2 separate regions of the Homo sapiens genome follow, and region 1 is linked to region 2. A link is a loop called in an ENCODE intact Hi-C map of the cell type or tissue named here. Cell type or tissue: MCF 10A. All regions are shown on one strand. Links, peaks and the distances in the headings refer to the core of each region. The heading gives the core; the rest is flanking DNA.

The links. Peaks named below come from ENCODE experiments on the same cell type or tissue, not always from the same donor. Only the 100,000 strongest peaks of a DNase experiment are listed, where the experiment ranks them.
Region 1: it touches region 2 in a loop (20-fold over the local background); 12 of 110 quality-filtered maps call a loop at or near these places.

The regions. Positions count from the first base shown.
Region 1 is chr1:212,360,411-212,375,696 of GRCh38, forward strand. It overlaps PACC1 (proton activated chloride channel 1), which reads right to left. Exons shown (of 8, transcript NM_018252.3): 7 at 14,783-14,890; 8 at 3,518-4,966. The coding sequence ends at 4,805. PPP2R5A (protein phosphatase 2 regulatory subunit B'alpha) reads left to right here. Exons shown (of 13, transcript NM_006243.4): 13 at 228-1,443. The coding sequence ends at 360. Among named protein-coding and RNA genes, the nearest start is that of SNORA16B, 15 kb to the left of the region's middle. RefSeq lists a silencer at 3,843-4,043 and enhancers at 6,695-7,280, 7,281-7,864. In MCF 10A, for the core only: a CTCF peak has its summit at 7,767 (motif pointing left); DNase peaks (open chromatin) are centred at 6,701 and 7,761.
Region 2 is chr1:212,003,977-212,019,262 of GRCh38, forward strand. It overlaps INTS7 (integrator complex subunit 7), which reads right to left. Exons shown (of 20, transcript NM_015434.4): 4 at 12,910-13,047; 5 at 7,399-7,445; 6 at 3,274-3,473; 7 at 2,663-2,785. Among named protein-coding and RNA genes, the nearest start is that of INTS7, 24 kb to the right of the region's middle. In MCF 10A, for the core only: a CTCF peak has its summit at 8,168 (motif pointing right); a DNase peak (open chromatin) is centred at 8,175.

The sequences.
Region 1 (15,286 bases), core at 3,655-11,654, 360 kb after region 2:
AAAGCAAGTAGTAACGTCTAGCTGGTACAGGAGATGCACAGACTCAGTACATTTAGGAGAGTGACAAGAAGAAATTAGGTGCTCCAGGTAAGTGGACTCCAAAGCTTTAGCAGAGGGATTTAAGTGAAATGTGGGTAAGTAATGTGTTCTCCAGTAAGCTGTCAAACAGCACCTCTCTTTGGGTTCTGAAATAATTTCTGATTACAAAAATTTTGGTTTATCTACAGAGAGAAAAAGAAGGAATTGGAACGTGAAGAATTATGGAAAAAATTAGAGGAGCTAAAGCTAAAGAAAGCTCTAGAAAAACAGAATAGTGCTTACAACATGCACAGTATTCTCAGCAATACAAGTGCCGAATAAAAAAAAAGCCTCCCACCTCTGCCGGATAGGCAGAGTTTTGTATGCTTTTTTGAAATATGTAAAAATTACAAAACAAACCTCATCAGTATAATATAATTAAAAGGCCAATTTTTTCTGGCAACTGTAAATGGAAAAATATATGGACTAAACGTAGCCCTGTGCTGTATCATGGCCATAGTATATTGTAACCTTTGTCTAATCATTGGATTTATTGTGTCACTTCTGAAGTTTCACAGAAATGAATGAATTTTATCATCTATGATATGAGTGAGATAATTATGGGAGTGGTAAGAATTATGACTTGAATTCTTCTTTGATTGTGTTGCACATAGATATGGTAGTCTGCTCTGTATATTTTTCCCTTTTATAATGTGCTTTTCACACTGCTGCAAACCTTAGTTACATCCTAGGAAAAAATACTTCCTAAAATAAAACTAAGGTATCATCCTTACCCTTCTCTTTGTCTCACCCAGAAATATGATGGGGGGAATTACCTGCCCTAACCCCTCCCTCAATAAATACATTACTGTACTCTGGAATTTAGGCAAAACCTTAAATCTCCAGGCTTTTTAAAGCACAAAATATAAATAAAAGCTGGGAAAGTAAACCAAAATTCTTCAGATTGTTCCTCATGAATATCCCCCTTCCTCTGCAATTCTCCAGAGTGGTAACAGATGGGTAGAGGCAGCTCAGGTGAATTACCCAGCTTGCCTCTCAATTCATTCCTCCTCTTCCTCTCAAAGGCTGAAGGCAGGGCCTTTCCAGTCCTCACAACCTGTCCTTCACCTAGTCCCTCCTGACCCAGGGATGGAGGCTTTGAGTCCCACAGTGTGGTGATACAGAGCACTAGTTGTCACTGCCTGGCTTTATTTAAAGGAACTGCAGTAGGCTTCCTCTGTAGAGCTCTGAAAAGGTTGACTATATAGAGGTCTTGTATGTTTTTACTTGGTCAAGTATTTCTCACATCTTTTGTTATCAGAGTACCATTCCAATCTCTTAACTTGCAGTTGTGTGGAAAACTGTTTTGTAATGAAAGATCTTCATTGGGGGATTGAGCAGCATTTAATAAAGTCTATGTTTGTATTTTGCCTTATGTCATCTTTGCTTCTTTTAGCTCTAAGCTTAGGCATACAGGAGAAGTCTGCCCCCCTTTTTACATACATATGTGTATTTATAGAAACTTTTAAGACAAATTGTGGGACGAAGTCTAATTTAAAAATAGGAAGATTGTGTGCCAAGGTTGAGTGTTCTAGCCCTTTACCAAAATATGTTTTACAGAATATTTGCATAAAATTCTAAGTTCTAGGATATCTTTCCATCATCTTTCATATCCTTGTATGTTAAGAGGATGGGTTTAATTTACTTTGAAGCTAATTTTTCATAATCCATAATAAATAGCACTTCTAGTGAAGAGCAGGGAGCCTGTGGCACAGTTAGAAATCAGGTATTATTGGCTGGGTGCGGTGGCTCGCGCCTGTAATCCCAGCATTTTGGGAGGCCGAGGCGGGCCGATCACCTGAGGTCAGGAGTTCAAGACCAGCCTGGCCAACATGGTGAAACTCTGTCTCTACTAAAAATATAAAAACTAGCCATGCGTGCTGGTGGGCGTCTACAATCCCAGCTACTCGGGAGGCTGAGGCAAGAGAATCGCTTGAGCCCACAATGACCCAAGATGCACTCCAGCCTGGGCGACAGAACAAGATTCTGTCTCAAAAAAAGAGAAAGAAATCAGACATTATTGTAATAAAGTGTTATCTGCTACTGATGTTTACTTCTGCTTTAATATTAAAAACTCTAGCACAGGGGATGCACACTACTCCCAGGTCATCATGAAAGCAGTGTACCAAAAGGAAGAGCACTAAAATTCTTTTACAACAATAGCTCATGCTTTGTTTTTCTCAAGTAGTAGGTATTGCAGAGTCATCTTGTCATGGCCATCAGGTTAAGGTGTTCCTTCTAGATTCTCTACACTCACCCAGGGTCAGCTAGTATTGCTGACAGCTGGGGGACAGCGCAGTTAAAAATGATGATCCTACACAAAACAGAAGGAAAAGGCAAGCGCCTGCCTTTCCAGAAAGTGAAGGTTATGTCTAAATGTCTATTCTGTAGAAGGTTTAGGTATATTTCTTTTACTGAAGAGCAACCAGAGTAGATTTTGACAGGTTACAGCTAATAAAGGTTTTTCTCTCTGAAAAGGTAAAATCGTTCACTTCCTAATTATGTGCTTACATGAAAGCAGATTTAATAGGTCTCTCAACTTTATTTATTTATTTATTTATTTATTTTGAGACAGAGTCTCACTGTGTTGCCCAGGCTGGGGTGCAGTAGCATGATCTTAGCTCACTGCAACCTCTGCCTCCTGGGTTCAAGTGATTCTCCTGCCTCAGCCTCCCAAGTAGCTGGGATCATAGGCGCGCACCACCACACCCGGCTAATTTTAGTATTTTTAGTAGAGATGGGGTTTCACCATGTTAGTCAGGCTGATCTCGAACTCCTGACCTCAGGTGATCCACCCGCCTCAGCCTCCCAAAGTGGTGGGATTACAGGCGTGAGCCACCATGCCCAGTCTCAACTTTCTACAATACAGAGAATATAGTATGTTCATTGAAACAAATTTTATTAGATATTTAAGTAATATTAAAGTGACTGGCCGGGCACAGTGGCTCACGCCTGTAATCACAGCACTTTGGGGGGCTGAGGCGGGTGGATTGCTTGAGCTCAGGAGTTCCAGACCAGCTTGGCCAATATGGTGAAACCCTGTCTCTACTAAAAATACAAAAATTAGCCAGGCATGGTGGCACATGCTTGTAATCCCAGCTACTTGGGAGGCTGAGGCAGGAGAATCACCTGAACCCAGGAGGCAGAGGTTGCAATGAGCCGAGATAGCGCCACTGCACTCCAGCCTGGCAACAGAGTGAGTGAGACTCTGTCTCCAAAGAAAAAAAAGAAAAAAAAAAAAAGAGAAAGTGACATATTGTCAGACATGCTTTAAAAAAACACACCCCCCTTTTTCACTCCCCTTTTTATCAGTACTGTTAATGTAAGCTTTTATGCCTGGCTTTGCATTTGCCCTGCAATAAAATAAGATTTTATAAAGAGACCTAGGCTAAAACTTGAATTCTCATGCTTCTGTGGAGCAGAAAAGTGGCAGGGAATATTTCTTTATACAGTTCACTTTTAATCATTCATCCAAAAAACAGTTTCTTCCCATTTAAAATGCCTATTCATACATTTGAGTTATTCCCTTTGGATTATCGGAAGCCAGATTACAAAATTTAGGAAATGCTACCAAGTCCTCTTTGAAGCAACAGGCACATAAATAATTTAAAACTCTGGAAACAATTTTTAGAACCTTAATGTGAAAAATAGACTTTTTTTTAATGCATACTCATTTCTGTCAAAGGCTAGGCTAAAAGCTTTTTGAGGGTCACACTGCGTATGCCCCTTCCTCATATGATGGGTAGTTTTGTGGACACAGTAAAGAGTTAACCCAGCTTCCTCGGGGACACCAGGTCACTCTTTCTGGACACCTGCCATCAGTTGCCATGCCTAACAAACCCTTCCCTGGAAGCAGTTAGAACATACCTTGGGAGTCAGATCCATCTTGGGAGTCCAGACTCATACTACCTTTTTGTCCTTGGAAGTCACCAAATGAAAGTAATTGTGCCCGATGATTGAGCAGATATTCATATTGTCACACTCGTTCCTTTTGTATTAACTTTTATTTACCTGTTAATGAAATCATCAAAATACAATGAGTAGGCACCTTCTATGTACATCTGTCCTAGTGCTTTTGAGTGTTAATCTAAACTCATACATCAACAAACATTCTAGCCGGACAAGTAGGTGGCTACTCAGTCCATTAAGAAACTTAATTACTAGTTTCTAGTAGCCTTAAAGTCTCATTTAACATTTAACAAATCAAAGAGCATGTCAGAGGCTGGACATCAATGGCAGATGATGCCAAAGTCATAGGGTTTTGCCTTTGTGTACAGTGCATAGGCTCCAAAGCATGACCTGCACGTCTTGATACTCAGGAATTTTTGGAAAAAGAAAATCACACTCTTTTGTCCACTTTTAAAAAGTGAAAAGTAGAGCCTTCATTACCCTAGTAGAGCTTAACCTAATACAATACAATGAACCAAACAGGAAGAAAGGCATCTTCTACAAACCCTATTCAAAAGTCATTGGCCAGCTCTTTAAAAAGTTTATTAATAATTTAAATATTTAAATAACTTGTAGGTTTATCCATTAGTCTCTTCTATTAGGCTCTACACCGCCTCTTTTGGGACGGGGTTAGAAGTTCCAGTTTTACATGCTGTTCCTCCCAGCAAGGCCCCATTTCTTCAAGTGAGTACAGGATTGTTGATAGCTCCGTTTACAAAGTGGAAGTGATGACAGCTCCCATTGATGTGGACAGTTCTCTAAACAACGCGAGGTGACTTCAGCTTATGTGGCTCGTTGCCTGACCTCTTCTTTTAAGGTATCTCTTTCTAATTTTGATCATCCATTTTATACTCAGTTTGGCAAACTCTGCTGCTTTAAATAATGCCAAGAAGGCGCCACAGAGAAGAGCAATTGTGTTCCAAGGATTGGCAGTGACTATCTGTGAAGCAAACAGAAACAAACAGGATTACTGGTTTGCTTCAGTCTTGATTCTTTTTTTTTTTTTTTTTTTGAGATGGAGTTTCGCTCTTGTCACCCAGGCTTGTGTGCGTGGCGCAATCTCGGCTCAGTGCAAGCTCCGCTTCCTGGGTTCAAGCAATTCTCCTGCCTCAGCCTCCCGAGTAGCTGGGATTACAGGAACCTGCCACCACACCTGGCTAATTTTTTGTATGTTTAGTAGTGTTATTATCAAGAGCCCTTCCCAAATTATTGGGACTATAAGAAAAATACCTGGGTTCTGAAACTGTCATAACTCTATATACTTCATTCAGACTATACTTTTAATGTCCATAGCTCAGTTTGAGGAGAAAAATACTGACTCCTCCCTATAATAAAGTGATTCTGAAAGAAAGCTGTTTTTCAAAAAAGCTCTGCACAAATAAGATAGGCAATATTTAATTTTGTGGCCTAATCCAACAATAAGTGACCTTGCTTTGAGATGAATTTCCCTAAAACTATACCCAGTCCATAAGAAGGTGAGCTCCTCTTGTTCCCATCTCATAGTTACCATAGTTTCAAGTGTTTCCTCATTTCTAGTCCAATGGCTGTCTTTCCTCCCAAACTCAGAGGAGGATTCCTGCCTCCAGTCCTCTGCTCTTTTCCCCATCTACGATGCTTTCCTCCTGTCTAGGTTTACTCATCCTTCAAAGTCTCAGAGCTTTCCCTGACCACTAAGCTAAAACCCTTTCTGGACTTCAGCAGAGCTATTTATCCTATGAATGCCCTTCACAGTTCCTTATGGTCTGGAATCAATAATTTAAAACAATAGGATTGTTCTCTCACTAACTCTTGAAGGCAGAGTTGTAACTCTTTAAGGCAGAGTTCTTATCTTGGATTTCTGACTTCCACAACCTGGTAAGAATACTTTTTTTTTTTTTTTTTTTTTGAGATGGAGTCTCACTGTCGCCAGGCTGGAGTGCAGTGGCGCGATCTCAGTTCACTGCAACCTCCGCCTCCCGGGTTCAATCTATTCTCCTGCCTCAGCCTCCCGAGTAGCTGAGACTACAGGCACATGCCACCACGGCCGGCTAATTTTTTGTATTTTTAGTAGAGACGGGGTTTCACCATGTTGGCCAGGATGGTCTCGATCTTATGACCTCGTGATCCGCCTGCCTCAGCCTCCCAAATAAAATACTTCTAAGCTCAATTTAGCAGGGTGACCTTAGTATGCATTTCATTGTTCACATATGAAAATGGTGATACCACCACTTGACTGCTGTGAAGCTGAGTAAAGCATGCCTCGGGTACTGGGCTCCACTTGGCCCATAATAGGTACCTCATACTGAATATAGTAGGTTAAAAAATGTTTTATCACACATTACACAACGAGCTGCAAGCCCTTCTCCCCAGTCTTGATTCAATAAGCCTCTGCACATCCCTCTTCATACAAAGCCTTGCCAGTCCATAATTAATAGTGGTAGTGGGTGATAGCAGAGCAAGCACATCCGTATCACAGAATCCCCACCTGGGGGTGGAAGCTTACACGTTTGGGTCTCAGCTATGAAACAGTTTCCTGTAAGCCATGATCACATCAGGATATATTATGATGACATGAATGCCAATCAATACTAGATTTAGGCCTGGCTCTGGTGGACGGTGTGTCTTAAATGTTCCTTTAGCAAAGCTGTCCAATTATTCCTCCCCTTCCAAGATCATGAGTCAGAATTTGACGTTAGAGGAGGTGGAGCCAGATGGCTAAAGAGAACCCTCCAGCGATAGTCCTCTGCAGCAACACCAAACTCAGCTATCCATGTAAGAAAGTATCTACACAAGAGCCAAAAAACCAGGTGAGAGATCACAGTATCTGGTTTAGTATAATAACAGGAAAAGACACACTGAAGAAGAGTAGAAAGGAGGGTCTCACGCTGCCTACACACCCCTCCCCCAACCTTAGGCAGTGCAGCAGAGAGAATCTGTGAGCTTGGGAGAGGGAAGTGAGTCTGGAACTTGCATTGGAACTTCACAAGGGAAAACAGCACCAGGCAGAATTCTGAGGCCCTGATTCCAGGCTAGAGCCCGTGAAAAGAGTATTAGGCCCACCCCAGATCAGAGGGGCATCTACCACCCCAGTGGGAGGAAACCAAGTCTGGGCCCACTTTACAATAGACTAAAGTGGCCTTAGGCCCCAAATAATTTCAGTGGCAGCCAGGCCATAGCAACCACAGCTCTGATACTGCACTGGTCTGGGAGTCTGTGGGTTTGGGGTGTGATCCAGCATGACACCAGCTGCCTCAACTCCAGGCAGTGCAGCATGGTGGAACACTCCTGCTTGGGCAAAGGAGAGGGAAGAGTATGAGGGACTTTGCCTTGGAACCTAGTACCAGCCCTGCCACAGCACCAGGAAGAATCCCGAATCCCCTAATTATAGGCTATTGCTCCCAAATGGCACTTCTAAACCCACCCTGGCCAAAAGGCAATCGGCCACCCTAGCAGGATGGACCCAAACCCCAGCCAGCTTCACCACTGGCTGACTAAAGTGGCCTTAAGCAAACCCCAGTATTGCATTGGTTTAGGAGGGACCCAGGGTGGTGCCAGCTGTGACAGCCATGGGAGTACCTGCCTTACCCCTCCCCAACTCCAGGCAACTCAGAGCAGAGAGACTCCTTCCCCTTGAGGGAAAGATAAGGGACTTTGCCTGGGAACCCCCAGGGCATTCTCTCTGATCCTCCCCAAGTACATCAGGGCTGGATATCTAGAAGTCTACAAGATAGTCACAGTGTAACTTGGCTTAGACTGCCCTCTAGTGCTGAAACAGCTGCAGTGACTGACTACACGCTTAGGGAACTCATCATCAGTCACCTTTCAATTTGTAGAAAATCTCCTGAAGATAGATGGGTATAAACAAGGGCAGACTGTGAAGACTGAAATAAACACCTAAATCTTCAATGCCCATAGACAGACGTACACAAGCACCAGAAAAGTTCAGAGAAATACAATCTCATCAAACAGACTAAGGTGCCAGTGACCAATCCGGGAGAGAGAGATGTGTGACCACTCAGGGAATTCAAAATAGATGTTCTGAGGAAACTCCAGGAACTTCAATGAAACACAAAGACTCAATTCAGAAATTTATCAAAGAAATTCAACAGAGATTAAAATAATTTTTAAAAATTCAAATAAAAATCCTAGAGCTGAAAAGTACAATTAACAGACTGAAAAATGCATCAGAGTGCCTCACAGAATTGATCAAGCAGAAGAATTAGTGAGCTTAAAGACAAATTATATGAAAATACACAAATAAAAAAAAAAGAATGAAGAACACTCACAAGGTCTAGAAAATAGCCTCAAAAGGGTAAATCAAGAGTCAATGGCCTTGGCCGGGTGCGGTGGCTCATGCCTGTAATCCCAGCACTTTGGGAGGCCGAGGCGGGCGGATCACAAGGTCATGAGATCAAGACCATCCTGGCTAACACGGTGAAACCCTGTCTCTACCAAAAATACAAAAAATTAGCCGGGCGTGGTGGCGGGTGCCTGCAGTCCCAGCTACTCGGGAGGCTGAGGTAGGAGAATGGTGTGAACCCGGGAGCTTGCAGTGAGCTGAGATTGGGCCACTGCACTCCAGCCTGGGTGACAGGGTGAGACTCCGTCTCAAAAAAAAAAAAAAAGAGGCAAAACAAAAATATAAATAGATATAATAAAAAGTCAAAATGTGAGGAGTATGGAGTTGAAGTGTAGTTTTAAAAGTTTTTTGTTTCTTTGTGATCAAAGTTAAGTTGTCCTCAATTTAAAATAACTTGTTTTAACTGCAAGATGTTTTTTATAAGCCTTATGGTAACCATAAAGCAAAAACCTATAATGGATATAATAAAAATAAAAAGTAAGGAATTTAAAGAGATAATCATTTATCCACAAAGACAGTAAGAAGAATGAAGTTACAAAACCAAAAAACAAAAAACGAAATAGCCGTAGTAAGTCCTTCTCTATCAGTAATAATATTGAATGTAAATGGACCAAATTCTTAAGACACAGTTGCTGAATTTATTAAAAAACAAGACCCAACGGTATGCTGCCATACAGCGTATAGTTCACCTGTAAAGATACACAGATTGAAAGTGAAGAGACAGGCCAGGCGTGATGGCTTATGCCTATAATCCCAGCACTTTGGGAGGCCAAGGTGGGCAGATTGCTTGAGATCAGGAGTTTGAGACCAGCCTGGTCAACATGGCAAAACCCTGTCTCTACTAAAAATACAAAAATGAGCCAGGTGTGGTGGCGCATGCCTGTAATCTCAGCTACTTGGGAGCCTGAGGCAGCAGAATCACTTGAACCCGGGAGGTGGAGGTTGCAGTGAGCCAAGATCATGCCACTGCACTCCAGCCTGGGCAAGAGAGCAAGACTCCATCTCAGAAAAAAAAAAAAAAAAAGTGAAGGGATAGAAAAAGACATCCCACACAAATGTAAATAAAAAAACAGGTTTAACTATACCTGTAACAGATAAAATAGACTTCAAGTCAAAAACTGGAAAAAGAGACAAATATCATTATGTAATGATGAGGGAGTCAATTCAACAAGAAGATACAACAACTGTAAATATGTATGCATCCAGTATCATCAAAGAAACCACATATATAAAGCAAATATTAATAGATCTAAAGGGAGAGACAGACTGCAATACAGTAATAGTAGGGGACATCAACGTCCGACTCACAAAAATGGACAGCTTATCTAGACAGAAAATCAACAAACATGGGATTTAAACTATACTCTAGACCAAATGGACCTAACTGACATTTACAAAACATTTCATCTGGCCAGGTGCGGAGGCTCACGCCTGTAATCCCAGCACTTTGGGAGATCAAGGTGGGCAGATCAGGAGGTCAGGTGATTGAGACCATCCTGGCTAACACAGTGAAACCCCGTCTCTACCAAAAAATACAAAAAAAATTAGCCGGGCCTGGTGGCAGGCGCCTGTAGTCCCAGCTACTCGGGAGGCTGAGGCAGGAGAATGGCGTGAACCCGGGAGGCAGAGCTTGCAGTGAGCCGAGTTCACACCACTGCACTCCAGCCTGGGCGACAGAACGAGACTCCGTCTCAAAACTCCAACTGCTACAGAATATACATTTTTCTCATCAGCACATGGAACATTCTCCAGGGGAGACCATATGTTGGGCCACAAAACAAGTTTCAACTAATTCAGAAAAATTAAAATCATATTAAGTATCTTGTCTGACCACAGTGGAATAAAACTAGAAATCAATAATGAGGAATTTTGGAAACTGTACAAATACATGGAAATTAAACATGATGCTCCTTAGTGACCAAAGGTCAATGAAGAAATTAAGAAGGAAATTTTAACATTTATTGAACAAATGAAAATGGAAACAATATACCAAAGCCTATGAGATACAGCAAAAGCAGTACTAAGAGGGAAGTTTATAATAAATGCCTACATCAAAAAAAGTAGAGATTTCAAATAAGCTAACGATCACCTCAAAGAACGAGAAAAGAACAAACCCAAATTTATCAGAATAATAATTATCAGAGCAGAAATAAATGAAACTGAAACTTAAATGAAAAGTTAGTTGTTTGAGGCCGGGCGCAGTGGCTCACACCTGTAATCCCAACACTTTGGGAGGCTGAGGCCGGCAGATCACAAGGTCAAGAGAACAAGACCATCCTGGCCAAAATGGTGAAACCCATCTCTACTAAAAATACAAAAATTGGCTGGGCATGGTGGCGGGTGCCTGCAATCCCAGCTACCTGGGAGGCTGAGGCAGGAGAATCGTTTGAACCCAGGAGGCGTAGGCTGCAATGAGCCAAGATCGCAACTGCACTCCAGCCTTGTGATAGAGCAAGACTCCATTTCAAAAAAAAAAAAAAAAAAGAAAGAAAAGTTAGTTGTTTGAAAAGTTAAACAAAATCTAAGTTAAACAAAATCTATCTAAGAAAAATATAATGAAGACCCAAATAAATAAAATCACACCAAAATAAAAGACATTACAACTGATGCCACAGTAATATAAAGGATCATTAGAGACTTAATGAAAAACTATATGCCAATAAAGGAAAACCTAAAAGAAGTGGAAAAATTCCTGGATACATTGTCTACCAAGATTGAACCATGAAGAAACAGAAAACCTGAATAGACCAATATGAGTAACAAGACAGAGGCAGTAATAAAAGAAAAGCCCAGCACCTGATGGCTTCGTTGCTAAATTCTATCTAACATTAAAAAAAAATTAATAGCAATTCTACTCAAACTATTCCAAAAAATTGAAGAATATTCCCAAACTCGGTTCTGCAAGGCCAGCATTACCCTGATACCAAAACAAGACAAAGACACAACAAAAAATGAAAACTACAGGCCGATATCTCTGATGAACACAGATGCAAAAGTCCTCAACAAAGTATCAGCCAACCAAATTCAATAATACATTAAAAAGACCATTCACCATGATCAAGAGGGATCCATCTCAGAGATGCAAGGATGATTCAACATATGCAAATCAATAAATGTAATACATCACATTAACAGAATCAAGAACAAAAATCATGTAATCATTTCAATAGATGGTAAAAAAGCATTTAATAAAATTCAACATACTATCATGATAAAAACTCTCAATGTGCCGGATATGGTGGCTCACTCCTGTAATCCCAGCACTTTGGGAGGCCGAGGTGGGCAGATCACTTGAGGTCAGGAGTTTGAGACCAGCCTGGCCAACATGGTGAAACCTCATCTCCACTAAAAATACAAAAATTAGCTGGGCATGGTGATGTGCACCTGTAATCCCAGCTACTCAGGAGGCTGAAGCACAAGAATCATTTGAACCTGGGAGGCAGGGGTTGTAGTGAGCTGAGATCATGCCACTGCACTCCAGGCTGGGAGACAGAATGAAACTGTGTCAAAAAAAAAAAACAAAAAACAAAAAACAAAAAAAAAACAAAAAACTCAACAAACTGAGTATAGAAGGAACATACCACAATAAAGGCCATACATGACAAACCCACAGCTAACATCATATGGGGAAAAATTCAAAGTCTTTCTTCTAAGATCTGGAACAAGACAAGGGTGCCTACTTTCATTATTTTTGTTCAACATAATACTGGAAGTCCTAGCCAGAGCAATTAGACAAGAGAAAGAAATAAAGGGCATCTGAATTGAAAAGAAGTCAAACTGTCTTTGTTTGCACATGATATGATCTTATATTTTGAAAAACCTAAACACTCCACCAAAAAACTGGTAGACCTGATAAATTCAGTAAAGTCACAGGATACAAAATCAACACACCCAAATCAGGAATATTTCTATATGCTAACAGCGAGCAATCTAAAAAACTTATAGCAATGCAAGAATAAAATAAAAAAGAGAGCAATCCCATTTATAATAGCTATAAAAATATAAAATACCTAGGAATAAATTTAACCAAAGAAGTAAAAAAATCGCTATAATGAAAACTGTAAAAATAGGGATGAAAAAATTGAACAGGACACAAAAAATGGAAAAATATCCTATGGTTCATGGATTGGAAGAACTAGCATAATGTCCACACTACCCAAAGCAATCTACAGATTGAATGCAATTCCTATAAAATACCAATGACATTCTTTACAGAAGTAGAAAAAAAATCCTAAATTTTGTATGGAACTACAAAAAACCCCAGATAGCCAAACCAATCCTGGGCAAAAAGAACAAAGCTGAAGGCATCACACTACCTGACTTCAAAATATACTACAAAGTTATAGTAAACAAAGCAGCATGGTATTGGCATAAAAACAGACACATAGACCAATGGAACAGAACAGAGAATCTAGAAATAAATCCATGTATATGCAACGAACTCATTTTTGACAAAGGCACCAAGAAAATACAATTGGGAAAGGATAATCTCTTCAATAAATGGTGCTGGGAAAATTGGATATCCATATGCAGAAGAATGAAACTAGACCCCTATCTCTTACTATATAGAAAAATCCACTCAAAATAGACTCAAATCTAAGACTTGAAATTATGAAACTAGAAGAAAACACTGGGATAATGCTTTAGGACACTGGTCTGGACAAAGATCTTTTTGGTAAGACCTCAAAAAGCAGAGTCAACAAAGGCGAAAACAGAAAAATGGGATTACATTAAGCTAAAAAGCTTCTGTACAGCAAAGGAAACAATCAACAAAGTTAAGAGACAACCTACAGAATGAGAGAAATTATTTGCAAACTATGCATCCAACAAGGGATTAGTAACCAGAATATATAAGGAACTCAAACAACTCAATAGCAAAAAAAGCCAAATAATTCAATTTTAAAATGGGCAAGAGATCTGAATAGAGATTTATCCCAAAAGATGATATTCAAATGGCCAAAAGGCATATGAAAATATGCTCAACAACACTAATCAATCAGGGAAATGCAAACCAAATCCAAAATAAGGTTATCACCTCCCCTCAGTTAAAATGACCACTATCAAAAAGACAGTAAGTAACAGATGCTGGTGAAGATGTGGAAAAAGGGGAATGCTTGTATACTGTTGGTGGGAATGTAATAATTTACATTATTAAACTCACTATGAAAAAACAGTATGGAGGTTCCTCAAAAAGCTAAAACTAGAACTACCATATGATCCAGCAATCTCATTGCTGGGTGCATATCCAAAAGAAAGGAAATCAAAAAAGAAAAGAAAAAAAAAAAAAAAGGAAATCAGTGTATCAAAGAGATATCCGCACTCCCATGTTTACTGTAGCACTATTCACAACAGCCAAGATATGGAATCAACTCAAGTATCCATCAACACTTAGGATGAATGGATAAGGAAAATGTGGTGTGTATATATATATATAAAACACAATGGAATATTATTCAGCCATTAAAGAATGAAATCCTGTCATTTGCAGCAAAACGAATGAAACTGGAGAACATTATGTTAAGTGAAATAAGCCAGGCACAGAAAAACAAATACCACACGTTCTCACTCATGTGGGAGCTTAAAAAAAAATGAGTCTCATGGAGGTAGCGAGTAAAATGGTGGTTACCAGAGGCTGGGAAGGGTTGGGGGAAGCAGGAGATGAAGAGAAATTGGTTAATGGGTACAAAAATACAGTAAGATAGATGACATGATAATACAGTAGAGCAATTATAGTTAACAAGAATGTATTATATATTTCAAAATAGCTAGAAGAATGTTCCCAATGCAAGGAAATTATAAATGTTTGAGATGATGGATAACCCAACTACCCTGATTTTTGATCATTAGACTTTGTCTGCATTTATCAAAATATTACATGTACCACATAAATATGTATATTATGTATCAATTTTTTTAAAATATGGCATTAATTAATGCTTTGTTAATATTTTATTTGTACCATTATGTTCTTACTACAAGTAGTATTTATCCTACAGGGAACCATTAAGAAAAAGAATAACTTGCAACTGCAGTAACCTGTATAGTGGTAACTTAATGCTTTCTACTCAATTTATTCAACGAACATTACTACTAAGCAGCTACTTTGCACTAAGCACTCCACTATATCCCAGATAAATTATGGTGAGCAAAATGAAAGTCCCCCTCCTTTACAGAGAAAGTCTAGTGATGAAGACAAGACCAAACACAAAGAATATATAACATTGATGTCATAAATATAAATTACAAGCTGATTTGTGCTATGAAAAAAGATGAGGACAGGTAGGTAGACTTATCAGTCTACAAGAATGAGCCAAAAGACTTCAGGGCAGCATCATAATCTTAAATAATACATCTATCATAATCTTAAATAATACTATCATAATCTTAAATAATACTATCATAATCTTAAATACTCACATCTTGGACTTTCTGGATGAAAGGATCTTTCCATTCAAAGACCACAAAAAACAATTGAGCACTTTTTTTGGCAGCTGGCCTCTGGTCAATGTAGTTAACCACACTTGTCTAGATGTGGAGGAGAGAAAGCAGTGTTACCACCTCTGTGTGCCCTTCCCTTGCCTGTGCCCAGCGAAAGGAGAGAGAGTAGGCAGGGGATCATAGTCTGTGGTTCTCCTCACACTATTTTTTGGAGAGAGAGTGGCAAAAATCTCATATATACAAGATCCTGACATTGGTAGCAAAGCCAAGGCTTTACCTTGGTTTCCACAGTTCTCTGGGGAAATGGGATCTGTGATTTACAATAGGTGTTTTGGATTGTCACTGAAATTTGTCACTAGGTATCTGTACTCACAATTAAACCATATTCAGGCCAGGCATGTTGGCTCACGTCTGTAATCCCAACACTTTGTGAGGCCTAGCCAGGCAGATCACCTGAGGTCAGGAGTTTGAGACCAGCCTGGT
Region 2 (15,286 bases), core at 3,169-11,168:
TGACAAATCATAGTAAATCAGAAGAATCAAATGCTCCATCTGAAAATGACAAAGACTGCCAGGCTGGATTAAAAATAATCCAATTAGTCCAGGCACGGTGGCTCACACCTGTAATCTCAGCACTTTCGGAGGCTGAGGCAGGTGGATTGCTTGAGGTCAAGAGTTCAGGACCAGCCTGGGCAACATGATGACGATTCTCTACTAAAAATACAAAAATTAGCTGGGTGTGGTGGCACATGCCTGTAGTCCCAGCTGCTTGGGAAGTTGAGGTGGGAGGATGGCTTGAACCCTGGAGGCAGAGGTTGCAGTAAGCCAAGACTGCACCACTGCACTCCAGCCTGGGTGACAGAGCAAAATTCTGTCTCAAAAAAACCCAAAAAACCTCCAATTAAATGCTGTTTATAAGAAACATGTGAAACATAAAGATATATAAAGATTGAAACTAAAAAGATGGTAAACAACCTATCATGTCAACATATGTAAAAGAAAACTAAAGTAGTGATATTAATATCAGACGAAATAGACTAGGGCAAGAGACACATTTAAGGGACCTAAAATAAGTGGAAAGATATAACATGTTCATGCACTGGAAGACAATATTATAAAGTTACCAATTTCTTACAAACTAATCTTTATATTCAGTGTAATCCCAATCAAACTGTTAAATTTGACAAGCTGATTCTGAAATTTATATAGAATTGTCAAGGACTAACAAAGTATGAGTATTCCAAATATATAAAAAATAACTATGAATCAACAGAAAAATAGGCAAGAGACCTGAATAGCCATGTCATAAGAGAAAATCCAAATGGTCAATAAACATATTAAAAAGGTGTTCAATTTCTTTAATAATCAAGGAGCTACACATAAAAAGTACAACTTCTAAACTGGTAAAAAACGTAAGTCTGATAATTCTATGTGTTGGTACGGATGTGATTAATGGACGCCCTCATACACAGCAGGAATGTAAACTGGTTCATTGACTTTGGAAAACAGTTTGACATCATCTGTTAAAACTGAAGATACGCATTTTCTGTAAGTCAGAAATTTCATTCCCAGGTATACACTCTAAAGAAATTTGCGTGTGTGAACTGGGAGACAAACAGAAGAATGTTCTGCACTGTTTGCAATAGGCCCATGCGGAAATAACCCATCGAGAGCAAATAAACTGTGATACATTCATACAATGGGATAGTACATTACAATTAAAGGGGAAAGACATGGATGAGTCTCACCAGTGTAATGCTGAGCAAAAGAAACAAAAACAAAGCTAAACAGTATTCTTTAGGAAGACATGTGAAGAAGGTAAAAGAAGAGCAAAGAAATTATTATCATGAAAGTCAAAATGGTGGTTTGCTTTTGGAAGGTGTAAAGTTTCAACCAGGAAGGACCACGCAAGGGAAGGAGGCAGGGTTCTGTGATCCTGTAATGTTCTATTTCTAGCTGGATGGTAGTTGCATGGGTTTTCACTTAAAAGTATTTAAAATATTTATACATTTTACATACTTTTCTCACTTAAAGGTATTTAAACTATTTATATATTTTACATACTTTTCTGTATGTATGATCTATCTCACAATAAGAAAAAAATGAGAAGGAATAATACTGTGCTTCTCACTCATCTTTCTAAATAACTGGGTTTGGTTCTTTGTACAAATTCTCTAAAATGACTAAAGTGGCTGGGCACATTCTCTTCTTGGAAAGATAGCATTATTTAGTAGAAAAAGCAATAAGACTAGGGATCAGAGGACAGAAGCTCTCTTAATTAAATTCTTAATTTACTTCTCTTAAGATGCTCTCTTAAGCATATTAAGTCTCTCTGAACCCTAACTGCTTATCTATTAAATGCAGATTTAACAACTGCCCTTATCTTGGGATATCTGTGACTATCAAATCATAATATAGTAAATTAAAAGATGTTTAGAAAACAACAAACAAACAAACAGAAAAACAAACACAGCAGTTTAGTTTTAATAATCTGAAATTCAAAGATTTTTAATCCACTGGAGTCATGATGAAGCTGAGAGATAAAAACTACCGTTCCATTTTAAATAGCATTATTTGCAAAATGGTGTTATTTCTATCGGTAATGGGTAAACAAACAGGGTTCTATTTTGAGAAAAAAATAAACATAAAATATTAATTTAACCTAACAGATGGTAAGAGATGGTGTCAAAGATGCACATTAAAAGTCTAAAGAGTGAGATCTGCTCTTCTGTTTACAAAAGAAGACTTAGGAATGTCTTCAGCTCTCCAGGAAGAGAGAAATATATTTCCCAAGTTGCCCATCCAGCCCTACCTCCATTACAGATAACATTCAGCCCCTAAATTTTTCTCCCCAAATTGACTGAAAAATACAAGAATAAAAAAACCAAACCAATGTAATTGGGCTTCTCAATTAGCCTTAGTGCCACTATGGGAGAATGAACAAGCAACTGAGTGGCAAGTTTCACTGACTAAAACAAACATTGAAGTATAGAAGTTTTATGTATTTATTGTGCCACTTATAAAATAACTGCCACAAACATCAACAATGCTTTTAGAAGTTTTTCATATTCAACCACTTAGAAGATGACAAAGACAATATAAAAATGCAAAACATTTTACTATATTATAATGTTATATTATTTTTTCTATATAAAATGTTACAAGTTCTACATACCTGAATATTCTCCCTACTCCAAGTATGTGGTGTTTTATTAGCAAGTAATTTCAGATCTTGAATAGCAAGTCTCTTTACTGCCTTCCTGGGATCATTCTTCAAATACTGCAACAGAAGCTGAATCTATAAAGGAAATAAGTCACTCCATAAACAATACTGTAACTGAAATGATCATTAGAAATGCAGTGTAGTTTAGTGAAACTTATAAAGGGACAGGACTCACTTCAAATCAGAGCCCTGTCACTCACTAGCTATGTGCCCACATTTGGGCCTCTTTCTCCATGTTTGTAAAATACTACCATTTAACTTTAAAGTTTTAGCACAGGCCCTGGCATTTTACAGATACTCAATCCTTTCTTTTTTTTTTTTTATACGGCCAACTTCACACCCAGCCATGTACTCCATAACATCTCATTTTCCTCAAGGGCTCCCAACAATCAGTACTGTGAACAGAGAGAATAAAAAAGCAAGCAAAAGCAAATTAATCTGACCTTTATTAGAGAAAAGAACCTTAATGTCCTCAAGACTTGTGGGCCACTTTCTTATTTCTAATCATATATTTAATATGTAAGTTTACCAAAGATAGGCAGTTTAAAGAAAATTGAAATTACCTGCTTAGGTGTATCAACCAAAGATGACGCTGCAAGCAGAGTGAAAGTGTGCAAAGACACAATCACCATTTTGGTGGACGGATAGGATGTGACCAGCTGTTGTAAAAGCTGACGAGCACTGGAAGCCAAGATTGCATCATGGTGCATGTGCTGTAGAATGGGTATCAATTTTAGCTTCAAGTCTACTGGTGTCGCTAAACCTAGACACAAAAATAATTCTCAAGGTATTTGTGATCACCATCCTTAATAATATTCCAGATTTAAAAGCTGTGACTCATTTAGCAAAATTGCACTTGAAAAACACAGTATACTAATATATTTATAACATTAAAGATTATACTAGAACCAATTGATAAATTCAATATTTTTTCCTAAGTATTTATCTTGACATTAACTTTTCAATGATTATAAAACTACATGCTGATAATAAAAACTGCCTTTAAAAAGCACAGTAGAAAGCAAAGTCATATTTGCTGCCTATTTCCTCTCATTGTCATAGTAAAAAAATTATACATACACATATACATATATATACACAAACACACACACTTGATGGCTACAGTCTGATTATACTTATGATTTTAATTATTTCCTTCAACAACTAAATCATAATCAGGATGTGAATAAACTGTGTGTAGAATGGTTTCGAAGTCCTCTGAACTTTGTGTAGTAAATGCCTTTCTTTATTGCATACACGACTGGATCCATGAAGACTAACCCTAATCCACGTTTTCCTGTCAACAGTGGAGCGAAACCAACAAATCTTTTCTCTATGGCATGGCTTTGTGGTCATGGTGAACACAAATTTCTCAGTCGTAATGTACCACATACATGCCACAAGCTAATTATACTCTGCGTATTGCTGGCTTTTCCATGGTGAAATAATTGTGGGTATGAACGTAAGACAGCATTTCAACGTCCAACAGTTGCCTACGTCAATAAACTCCCTTGCTAGATGGCCTCTACTTGGGTTTGCCAGAGGGAAAAGAATGAGATCAGAGTATTCCCTGCTTTCCTCTCTGCAGGGTCACATCATGCTCATGTTATTACTTTGTTCCTTAAGGTTCTGAATGCACTTGACACTGCTGACCATTCTATCTTTGAAACTCACTCCTAATGGCTTTGGCTCTTCCACTTTTACTGTTTTCTGACCTCTTTCTCTGGCTGTTCCTTCTTAATCTCCTTTGTAGTCTCCTTGTCTGTCTACGCTTTAATTTCTGATATTCCCATAGGTTGGTAATAAATTCTCTTCTCATTCTATGTGTTTTCCCTGAGTGAGCTGATATAATCCCATGGTTTCCATTATCGGCTAAATGTGAAAGGCTGCCACCCATCCGTCCTCCTGCCCCGACGTCAGACGCATGTATCTCATTATCTTCTGGTCATCTGCACTAGGAGGTCTCAGAAGCATTTTGTATTAATAAGGCTCAAAGAGAACTGATCTTAACCTTGAAACTGCCCCTCCAAAAATATTCCTGTCTCAGTAAATCACATCATTATAGCTTCTTAGACCCTGGAGTCTTTCTTATTAGTGAAAGGATTCTATCACATCCCATTTCCAAATGTATTAGCAAATCTTATTGGTTCTAACTTCAAAATAAAACCCAAACTGACTCTTTCTACCTCCGTTGTTACCATGCCGATCCATTTCCACTACCATCTCTTGACTAAATTATTGCAAGTCTCCTAAGTATTCTCCCTGCTTAGGCCTTTCCCCATGGCAGACTCCACTCTTATATCCCCCTCTTTCCTCCACTGCAAGTTTATTCTCAACCCAGTACTCAGAGGGATCTTTGTGTTTACAGGCATCTTTACTAAAGATTTAGGGAGGCTCGGAGATTTTACTTGGCAGAAACAAAAGTGGCTTAAAACCAAATGTCAGGATTCTGTTCCTAAAACTCCTCTTTCATTTCCATATCTTAGGTTCCAATTTTCCTCCACCCACACTCCTATGTTTTCCTCTGCCTCTCTCTCCTGCTAATTCCTGTTCTTTCAGATTTTTTTAAGATAAAATTTAAGGAACAATAAGGTAATGAATCTTAAGTGTACAGATTAATGTATTTCTACATATGTATATTCTCATATAACTGTCATCAGATACACAGAATACTCCAGCATCCTAGAAGGCTCACCTGTATAGCTTTCATCAACTCCCTTGCTATCTACCCTTTGTTTGGGTTTAACCAATGGAGAGCCCAGCAGGAGTTGCAGAGAAGAATGAGGTCAGAGTATTTATTCCCTGGTTCTCTCACTGCAGGGTCACATCATGCTCCTGGAGGTTAGCTTCTCAAAGTGGTCCTCCTGACATGATACCAATTTTCTAGTAACCTCTCTTTAACCTGTACCCTTAGAGGTATGGTAAAAGCTATTACGGGTTCAAGAACTACATTATCCCCTATAGTACACCCTGACCATGCCTTTGTGAATGGTTCCTTTATTACACCTTCCTTGAGTTATCTTAATTCAAATGTGCCACCTGTTTCCTGCTGAGATCTTGTCTGATGCAGCAGGCACTGATAAAATCTGCTCAATGAATAAGTGATGCTTCCTTCTAATGTCATAAGGATACTTTTCTGCAGGAAAGCCCTTTTGCTAATGGTGGAAGAAAAAACACAAAGGAATAAAGGGGAACACAACAAAGCTCATTCACTGTATCTTGGTCTTTAAGTGATTTTTATTATTTATGCAAGTGAGCAAGTTCTCTTTAATTTTAATTTGAAGGACAATTTAAATGCGTGCAAAATATAACTACACTAAGCAATTCATGCCTTAGAAGGGCACAGTAGCATAAGTGGTTAAAAGCATCGGCCTCAAAGCCAAACTGTAAGTTATCAGCTTTTTTACTGTGAACCAATCATTCAGCTTTAGTGTGGCTCTATTTCCTTTCCTGTAAAACGAACATAATGGTATTACCTATCCAAGGCTGCCACATTGCACAATTCAAAGGAATGCTCTTTATAAGAATATAAACAAAGTGGTGTTCTCTAGAGTCAGGCAATGCTGTAGCCCAAGAGCTCCCTTTTATGACTGCTAGGATAAATAGGGGTATGACACGTGTATTAACCCTATGGGAGCTCTTGGGCTCCCATAATGACTGTTGTAAGGATAAATAGGGTTAATACACATGACTTATGGTATAAGAGACTGGAAAACCAGGGCTTTGTAGTCTATGGTAAGGAATCTGGATTTGATTCTAAATGCAACTGGAAGACACTGGAGGGACATTAGCAGAGAGTTCCAGAGCTCCTAATAATATTAGCCTCTCTCACACAGAGCAGTCTTCCCTACACTAATCATGCCCCCCATAAGTATGCTTTGGTGAATGATGGACCACATGACAGACGGTGGTCCCATACGATTATAATGGAGCTGAAAAATTCCTAGTAACTTCATAGACCCTGTAGTCATTGTAACACCACAGTGCAATATATTACCTTTTCTACCTCAGATATACAAATCATTTTGTTACAATTGCCTATGGGTATTCAGCACAGTTACATGTTGTATAGGCTTAGAGCCTAGGAACAATAGGCTATACCATACAGCCTAAGTGTACAGTTGGCTATACCATTTAGGTTTATTTAAGTACACTCTATGAAGTTCAAACAACAAAACTGCCTAAGGACCCATTTCTCACACAGGATCCCCATTGTTAAGCAATGCAAGACTATATCTGCATGGCTCACTCCTTTCTCTCCTTCATGTCTCACTCAAGTATCACCTCATCAGAGACTGTCTCTGATCAATATATACAAAAAAGTCCCTTCTCTGATCAATATATATAAAATAGATAAGTCCCTTCTCTCAACCCACCAACGACTTACTTTTGAGACTCTCTATCCTTCTTCTCTCACTTTTTCACCATAGCACCAGAAATGTCATAGGCACATTTGTCTATCCCCACACACCCCACCCCTGACTAGAGTGTAGGTTAGATGGGGGTAAGGACTTTGTTTTGCTCATTCCTGTATCCTCAGCATTTAGAACAGTTTGGGCAAATAGAAGATACTTAATAAATATTATTTGAATGTATGGTGACTAGCAAATAATAAGTACTTAATTAGTGTTAGCAACTATTATAAATCTAATTAAGTCACTTCATAATACTAAATGAAGAATACATACCTTGAATCATTTCACTGATTTTGTTACAGATTCCTACAGCAAAATCCCTTTGGAAAAAGAGAACAGAGAACAGAAAAAACTTACATTTGCTTATATTTTCTAAGGACTTAAAAGAAATAAAACACAATTAGCGCAGAAGAAATACAATATTCCAAACTGCAACTAATATTCCAAGGTCAGGTGCTCGGGTTAGGGGAGGTGGTAAGAAACACAACTAAAACAAAAACTCCAGCACCAAATGGGCTATGCCAACACTGCTCTAAAGCAGCTCACTTAGGCCATTACCACAATACAGTGTTATTTTTTCATAACACTAACAAGCATCTGAAATTATTTTGTGTTTATATAACAACAGGGCCTGACCTTTTTCACTCCTATATTTCTGGAACTTAGAAAAGTGTCTGAACATGGTGGATATTCAGTAAGTATTTCTTTAATAACCATATAAAGACTTCTCATAACAACTTAGAATTTAAAAATCTGTTACAGACCTTTAGGGCTAAGAAACTTCAAACTAGGAGACTGCAGGTTTTTTGTGTGTAATAATATTTTTAAAATTCTTTTTAAAATAACATTTTAAAAATTCTTAATGTCAACATTTAAATATAGTGAGCCCAAATAGAATAATTTGGTTTTTCAGATTATCCCCTCTCCTTTGCCAAAAACCTGAGCACTGGGCATCCATTCCTGCACTGTTAACAATAGGCTGGTGCCATGGGGCACTTTAGATGGAGTGGACGTGCTTCAGTTCACCACAGTTGCCACTAGGGGACACTGCTCTCACTGACAATGTTCACCTGGCCCCTGAAAGCGTGTGAGTTTGTAACTCCTGCTTTGCCACCCAGGGACTAGCAATTTAGAATAAAACAAATGTGGTTATGGTAGGAGATTGGGGGGGGAGGGGGCGGAGAACAGGATTAAATAAATTCTAAAGGTCTTATTTGGCTTGGCTTGTTACTCTGATTTAATATCCAAAACTGATCAATACAGATACTAGAAAAAAAATCCATCAGTACTGACGAAGATATGTGATCTCAAGCCAGGTCATTATTTCCGGGAGAAGATATGAACACTGATATCAAAAATATAAGTCTTGTCAGCTGGCCACAGTAGCTCACACCTGTAATCCCAGCAATTTGGGATTGCTGAGGTGAGAGGATCACTTGAGTCCAGAAGTTCGAGGCTGCAGTGAGCCATGATTGCGCCACTGCATTCCAGCCTAGGTGACAGAGATTCATTTGGTATTTTTTAATAAATTAGAAGTACATCATATTGAAGCATGGTATATTAAAAACTGTTTCTACATAAACTGCTAATTTAGATGTTTAATCATCATTTCCACAAGTGAAGAATCTTGCTGTTTCTCTTACTTGGTCTTAATCATTTTCCAAAACCAGTAATTTTGCAGAGTGAAATAAAATTAGCTTCTAATAAGAACACAAGAGAAAAACTGAACTAAAAGTGATTCTCATATATAAAATTTAATCACTAAACTACAAATTTATCATCCAAATTTAGAAACTAAATTTAGAAACTAAATTTAGAAAACTATTTTTGGAAGCACTGGAAGTATATATTTAATCTGACAGACTATGAAGCACTGACACCTTGGCAGTGGTAATCAGATGGTAATTATTCCCTAGGCACAACTCCTAATCAATAAAAGTACAGTCATGTGCAGCATAACAACGTTTTGGTCAACAACACACTACATACTGACAGTGGCCTCAAGAGATTATAACAGAGCTGAAAAATTCATATTGGCCAGAGATGTCTTGATGTCTGACCCTGTGTAGGTCTAGGTTAATGTATGTGTCTCTGTGTCTTTTCTTTGAGGGGTCTCACTATGTTGCCTAGGCTGGTCTTGAACTCCTGAGCTCAAGTGATACCCCGGCCTCAGCCTCCCAAATAGCTGGAATTACAGGTGTGAGACACTGTGCCCAGCTATGTCTTAATTTTAACAAAAAAAGCTTATAGAATAAGGATATAAAGAAAGTATGTTTATACAGCTGTATGTTTGTATTTTAAGCTAAGTGTTATTACAAAAGAGTCAAAAAGTTAAAAGAAATTAAGACTTTACAAAGTTAAAAAGTTATAGCAAGGTAAGGTTAATTTATTGTTGAAGGAAGAAAAACTTCAAAAATAAATTTAGTGAAGCCTAAGTGTACAGTGTTTAGGAAGTCTACAGTAATATACAGTAATGTCCTAGGCTTTCACATTCATTTATCACTCACTCACTGATCACCCAGAGCAAATTCCAGTCCTGCAAGCTCCATTCATGGTAAGTGCCCTATACAGGAATACCATTTTTATCTTTTATGCCATATTTTTACTGAGCCTTTTCTATGTTTAGATATACATATACTTACCACTGTGTTCCAACTGCCTACAGTATTCAGTACAGAAACATGCTGTACAGGTTTACAGCCTGGGGCAACAGGCTATACCATATAACCTAGGTGTATAGTAGGTTATACCATCTAGATTTGTGTAAGTCCTCTACAATGTTTGCACAATGATGAAATTTCCTAACAATGCATTTCTCAGAATGTAACCTCATAGTTAAGAGACGTGTGACTGAAATTTTTAAAAGTCCTCTCAATACCAACGACTCTCTCAATGAGGGAAAAAAATGCTTATTTTCAAAGGCACAAATAGGAACTGTACTTATTCAGGTATTTCTGATCATCAATTACTGCTGCATCTATTAATTTTGATCTGTGAAATTAAAAATTATATGCTTTCTATTATCTACTTTTTCAGTAAGAATTCCTGGAACTCTGAAGGTTTGATAAGAATAGCTGAAGGGGCCGGGCACACTGGCTCACGCCTGTAATTCCAGCACTTTGGGAGGCCAAGGCAGGTGGATCACCTGAGGTCAGGAGTTCAAGACGAGCCTGGCCAACGTGCTGAAACCCCATCTTTACTAAAAATACAAAAATTAGCTGGGCATGGTGGCAGGCGCCTGTAATCCCAGCTACTTCGGAGGCTGAGGCAGAAGAATCACTTGAACCTGGGAGATGGAGGTTGCTGTGACCCGAGATTGCGCCACTGTACTCCAGCCTGGATGACAAGAGCAAAACTCCATCTCAAAAAAAAAAAAAAAAAAAAAAAAGCTGAAGAGGAGGGTATGCAAATACTATTTTTTAAATTTTAAAAAAATTTATCCTCTCCCTCCCCCTCCCCCTCCCCCTCTCCCCACGGTCTCCCTCTGATGCCGAGCGGAGGCTGGACTGTGCTGCCGCCATCTCGGCTCACTGCAACCTCCCTGCCTGATTCTCCTGCCTCAGCCTGCCAAGTGCCTGGGATTGCAGGTGCGCCGCCACGCCTGACTGGTTTTTGTATTTTTTGGTGGAGACGGGGTTTCGCCGTGTTGGCCGGGCTGGTCTCCAGCTCCTGACCGCGAGTGATCTGCCCGCCTGGGCCTCCCGAGGTGCCGGGATTGCAGACGGAGTCTCGCTCACTCAGTGCTCAATCTTGCCCAGGCTGGAGTGCAGTGGTGTGATCTCCGCTCGCTATAACCTCCACCTCCCAGCCGCCTGCCTTGGCCTCCCAAAGTGCAGCCTGTGCCCGGCCGCCACCCCGTCTGGGAAGTGAGGAGCGTCTCTAACCGGCCACCCCATCTGAGAAGTGAGGAGCCCTTCCGCCTGGCAGCCGCCCCATCTGGGAGGTGAGGAGCGCCTCCGCCCGGCAGCCGCCCCATCCGGGAGGTGGGGGGCGGCCCCCGCCCGGGCAGCCGCCCCGTCCGGGAGGGAGGTGGGGGGCAGCCCCTGCCCGGGAAGTGTGGGAAGTGAGGAGCCCCTCTGCCCAGCCGCCACCCCGTCTGGGAGGTGTACCCAACAGCTCATTGAGAACAGGCCATGACGACGATGGGGGTTTTGTCGAATAGAAAAGGGGGAAATGTGGGGAAAAGAAAGAAAGATCAGATTGTTACTGTGTCTGTGTAGAAAGAAGTAGACATAGGAGACTCCATTTTGTTCTGTACTAAGAAAAATTCTTCTGCCTTGGGATGCTGTTAATCTATAACCTTACCCCCAACCCCCTGCTCTCTGAAACATGTGCTATGTCCACTCAGGGTTAAATGGATTAAGGGCGGTGCAAGATGTGTTTTGTTAAACAGATGCTTGAAGGCAGCATACTCGTTAAGAGTCATCACCACTCCCTAATCTCAAGTACCCAGGGACACAAACACTGAGGAAGGCCGCAGGGTCCTCTGCCTAGGAAAACCACAGACCCTTGTTCACATGTTTATCTGCTGACCTTCCCTCCACTATTGTCCTATGACCCTGCCAAATCCCTCTCTCCGAGAAACACCCAAGAATGATCAATAAATACTAAAAAAAAAAAAAAAAAAAAAAAAAAAAAAAAAGTTAACTTTTCAGGATTCAAAAAATTTATTATTCACCTGGTTATAAAACTGGAACTTGCTCATGCCAAGATATAGAGATATAGAGAAATTTATAAAAAGAAAATAAAAATTATATACCATCTTACCAAGATTTTGATATATATCCTTCTAGTCTTTTTTTCTATTGCATAAATACAAATATTACGGCTTTTATTTTTTTTAAACAAATCTGTTACATTATATAAGCTATTGGGGTTTTTTAAAACAAACCTGTTATATTACATAACCTATTATGTAACCTGCTTCCAAATATGTTTCTAAAAACATTGGTTTTAAGTTGTTACCGTATTCTATTGTATGATCATAATTTATCTAAGCTCAATGGAAGAAATTTAGGTTGCTTCTCATTTCTTTTGTTGTTACAAGTAACACTACAACCAGCATCCATACAAATAATTATCAGTACATATTGCTGTTATCTTAGGATAAATTCTAGAAGTGAATTTCCTGGGTCAAAGGGATGTACTTGTTTAAGGCTTTTCATACATATTACCAAAATGCACCCCAGAAGGCAATGCTACTTTTCCTGTCAGTCAGGGAGATACTGTATTTTCTTTTACAGAAGAGAAGCCAATCAAACATAGTAATAAAACCATGGTCAACATTTAATCCTCCTGCCCAAAACAAAATACTGTTCTGTAAAACAACAGTGTAGGACATGACATTCTGAATAGGTTAAAATTGGTTTTAATTCAAGTTATTGTCTTTGCCAAACTGTGGACAGCTCTAATGCAAAACAAATTAACATTAGAAGACAGTAAGTAAGCAATTTAGTATTACAGATCTATATGTCTGGGAGAAGCTCCTCAGTCAACAAAGCTTCTGCTACCCAATGAAGCCTTCTCCAACTAATCTATGCTGATCCTGTCCTTCTGGAAACTCATTTCATTTACACAATTAATGCCAACATTTGTACTTACATTTTCCATTTTATGAATTTAAGTCTTGTTTCCCCAACATAAGGTAAACCTTCTTGGAAAACACACCTTGTAATTTACACTTTCCTGTATCTCTCAGTGTTTATATAAGTTGATCAGTTTTTCCTTCAAAAATTTTTCTTGGGAAGCCAAATTACTAAAAGGGATGTACTTTTGTAAGCTTACTTTGACTGTGCAGAGAAGTTTGCAGCAGCAAAAACAGCAGCTTCAACTTCTACATTATCATGTGAATCTAAACTCTGACGAATACTATGATGAGCATTCTTCCTCTCAGGAATTATTGATGCCAGACTTCCCAACATCCTACAGAAACAGAGAAACCCAAGAAGATCGGGCATAAAATAAAGTCAAGGTCAGAAAAGTAAGAGGCAAGGCAAAGTCAGATTATCAAAACTAAAGTTTATAGGTAATTCTATGTAACTCCAGTTAATAAAGCATAACTTTAGAAATCCATGACTCAAATTTTAAACGCTTTTACATATTTCAATATGTCAGAAAAATTAAAATGGCTTATCTAAAAAGCAAAATTTTTAACAATCACCTTGAAGTACCTCCCAGGTACCAAACAGCCCAGGAAGGAAACTTCTGAATTATTAAAGCATCAAAATATCAATTTTCCAATGTTGCATAAAGAAGTCCATTTCAGCAAAGCATTAAGAATACAACATTTTTGCTGTTAAGCAGATACACAAAGTAAAAAAAAGTAAGAGCTCCCAATCTTTTTTTCCCACATCAGTAAATATTGGTATGATGATTTTCAAATGTCCTCAAGATCAAGAAAGCAGTGGTTGAGGACGCCCCTGGGGCTCACACCAGAATCAACAACGGTGCAGAAGGTAAAGCTTGGAAAACACAGTCTACTTTATAATAAAATCATACATTTAGAAAGGAAAAAAATCTATTGTTTGTGGTATAAACTACAGAAAGTAGTTTGAAAAATCCTTTCAGCAGAAAGGCATACATTTTAGAAATTTGCAAAACACTGCAGTAAACAAAACCTACAATGTTCCTACAATGACAACCTTCTTCAAAGTCAACATCCTAAATAACCTTCCAATGTGACATGTAATCACCTAATTATTCCCTGTAATTACACTCAAAGTAGTACTGTTCCTAGTACTGTTAAAAATAAGTAATACTGTTAGTAGCAAGAAACTAAAATGGACTAAATATGTAATTTATATTTAATTTGAAGGTTTTGGAATTATACATCTTTCAAAAGAAATAACAAATGACTATTAATCTATTATACCAGAAAAGATTAGACTAGGCTAATACTGACACATTTAATGACTTATTCCCACTGCTTCCGGCTTAATTTTTCTCTTCCTACTTGAGTACCTCCTTCTAGAATGTTTACAAAACAGGTCCTATATGGCAAACCTCCTAAGGCCTTGTGTGCCTGAGAATCTTTTTATTTTACTACTCTTTTAAATGAAAACTGGATTAGATATAAAATTCTTGGCTCAATTTTCCTTTAATACTTATTGCATCAAGTGTTACTGTAGAAAAATCTGATTTCAATCTAATTTTTTTTTCCTTTAAAGTGATCCTTCTTTTTGGAAGCTTTCTAGAGATCGCTGGCTTTATTGATAACCACAGTGCTTAAAAAAAGAATTGAGGCAAAAGTCAATTGCCATGACTTAGAGAAGGGCAAGCATGGAAAATGATTAACATTCAAATATTAATCTACATTCTTATCAAAATATTCAGGCTAGCTCTAAATTATTTATGAAATTCATTCCACCAGTTAAATTCTATTCTTTTCTATTATCTTTTGATTAAAAAAAAAAAACCATGTTTGTGAAAACCAATTCAAACATTACCAAAAAAAGCCAAATGGAAAAGCCTCTTGTAATCTACAACCCAAAGACTCTACCAAAAATAATCACTGTTAACAGTATATATTCCTCTAGATTTTTTTCTGAGCCTATATAAACATATATATTAATATCAACTAGCAAAATGAGTTAACAAAATGGATACTATTTGACTACTTTTTAAAACAATATCTTTCTATGTCAGTATATATAGACTCACAACTCACTTTACTCTTTAAAAGTTATACAGTAGTTCACCAATAGCTATTCCCATGTCGATTTTTCCCCAATTTTTCATTCTACAAAAATGATACTATAATCATCTATATACATATATTCACCAACTTTTAAAAATGATTCATTTAAAAAATTCCTATAGGTATATTTGCTGAAGTAAAGGGTAAAAATACCTTAAATTTAAATTCTGGGACAGGTGCAGTGGCTCACGCCTGTAATCCCAACAATATGGGAGGCCGAAGCGGGCAGATCACCTGAGGTCAGGAGTTCGAGACCAGCCTGGCCAACATGGTGAAATGCTGTCTCTACTAAAAGTAAAAAAAGATAGTTGAGTGTGGTGGCGGGCACCTACAATCCCAGCTACTCGGGAGGCTGAGGCAGGAGAATTGCCTGAACCCAGGAGACAGAGGTTGCAGTGAGCCAAGATCACGCCACTGCCCTCCAGCCTGGGTGACAGAGCAAGACTCCATCTCAATAAATAAATT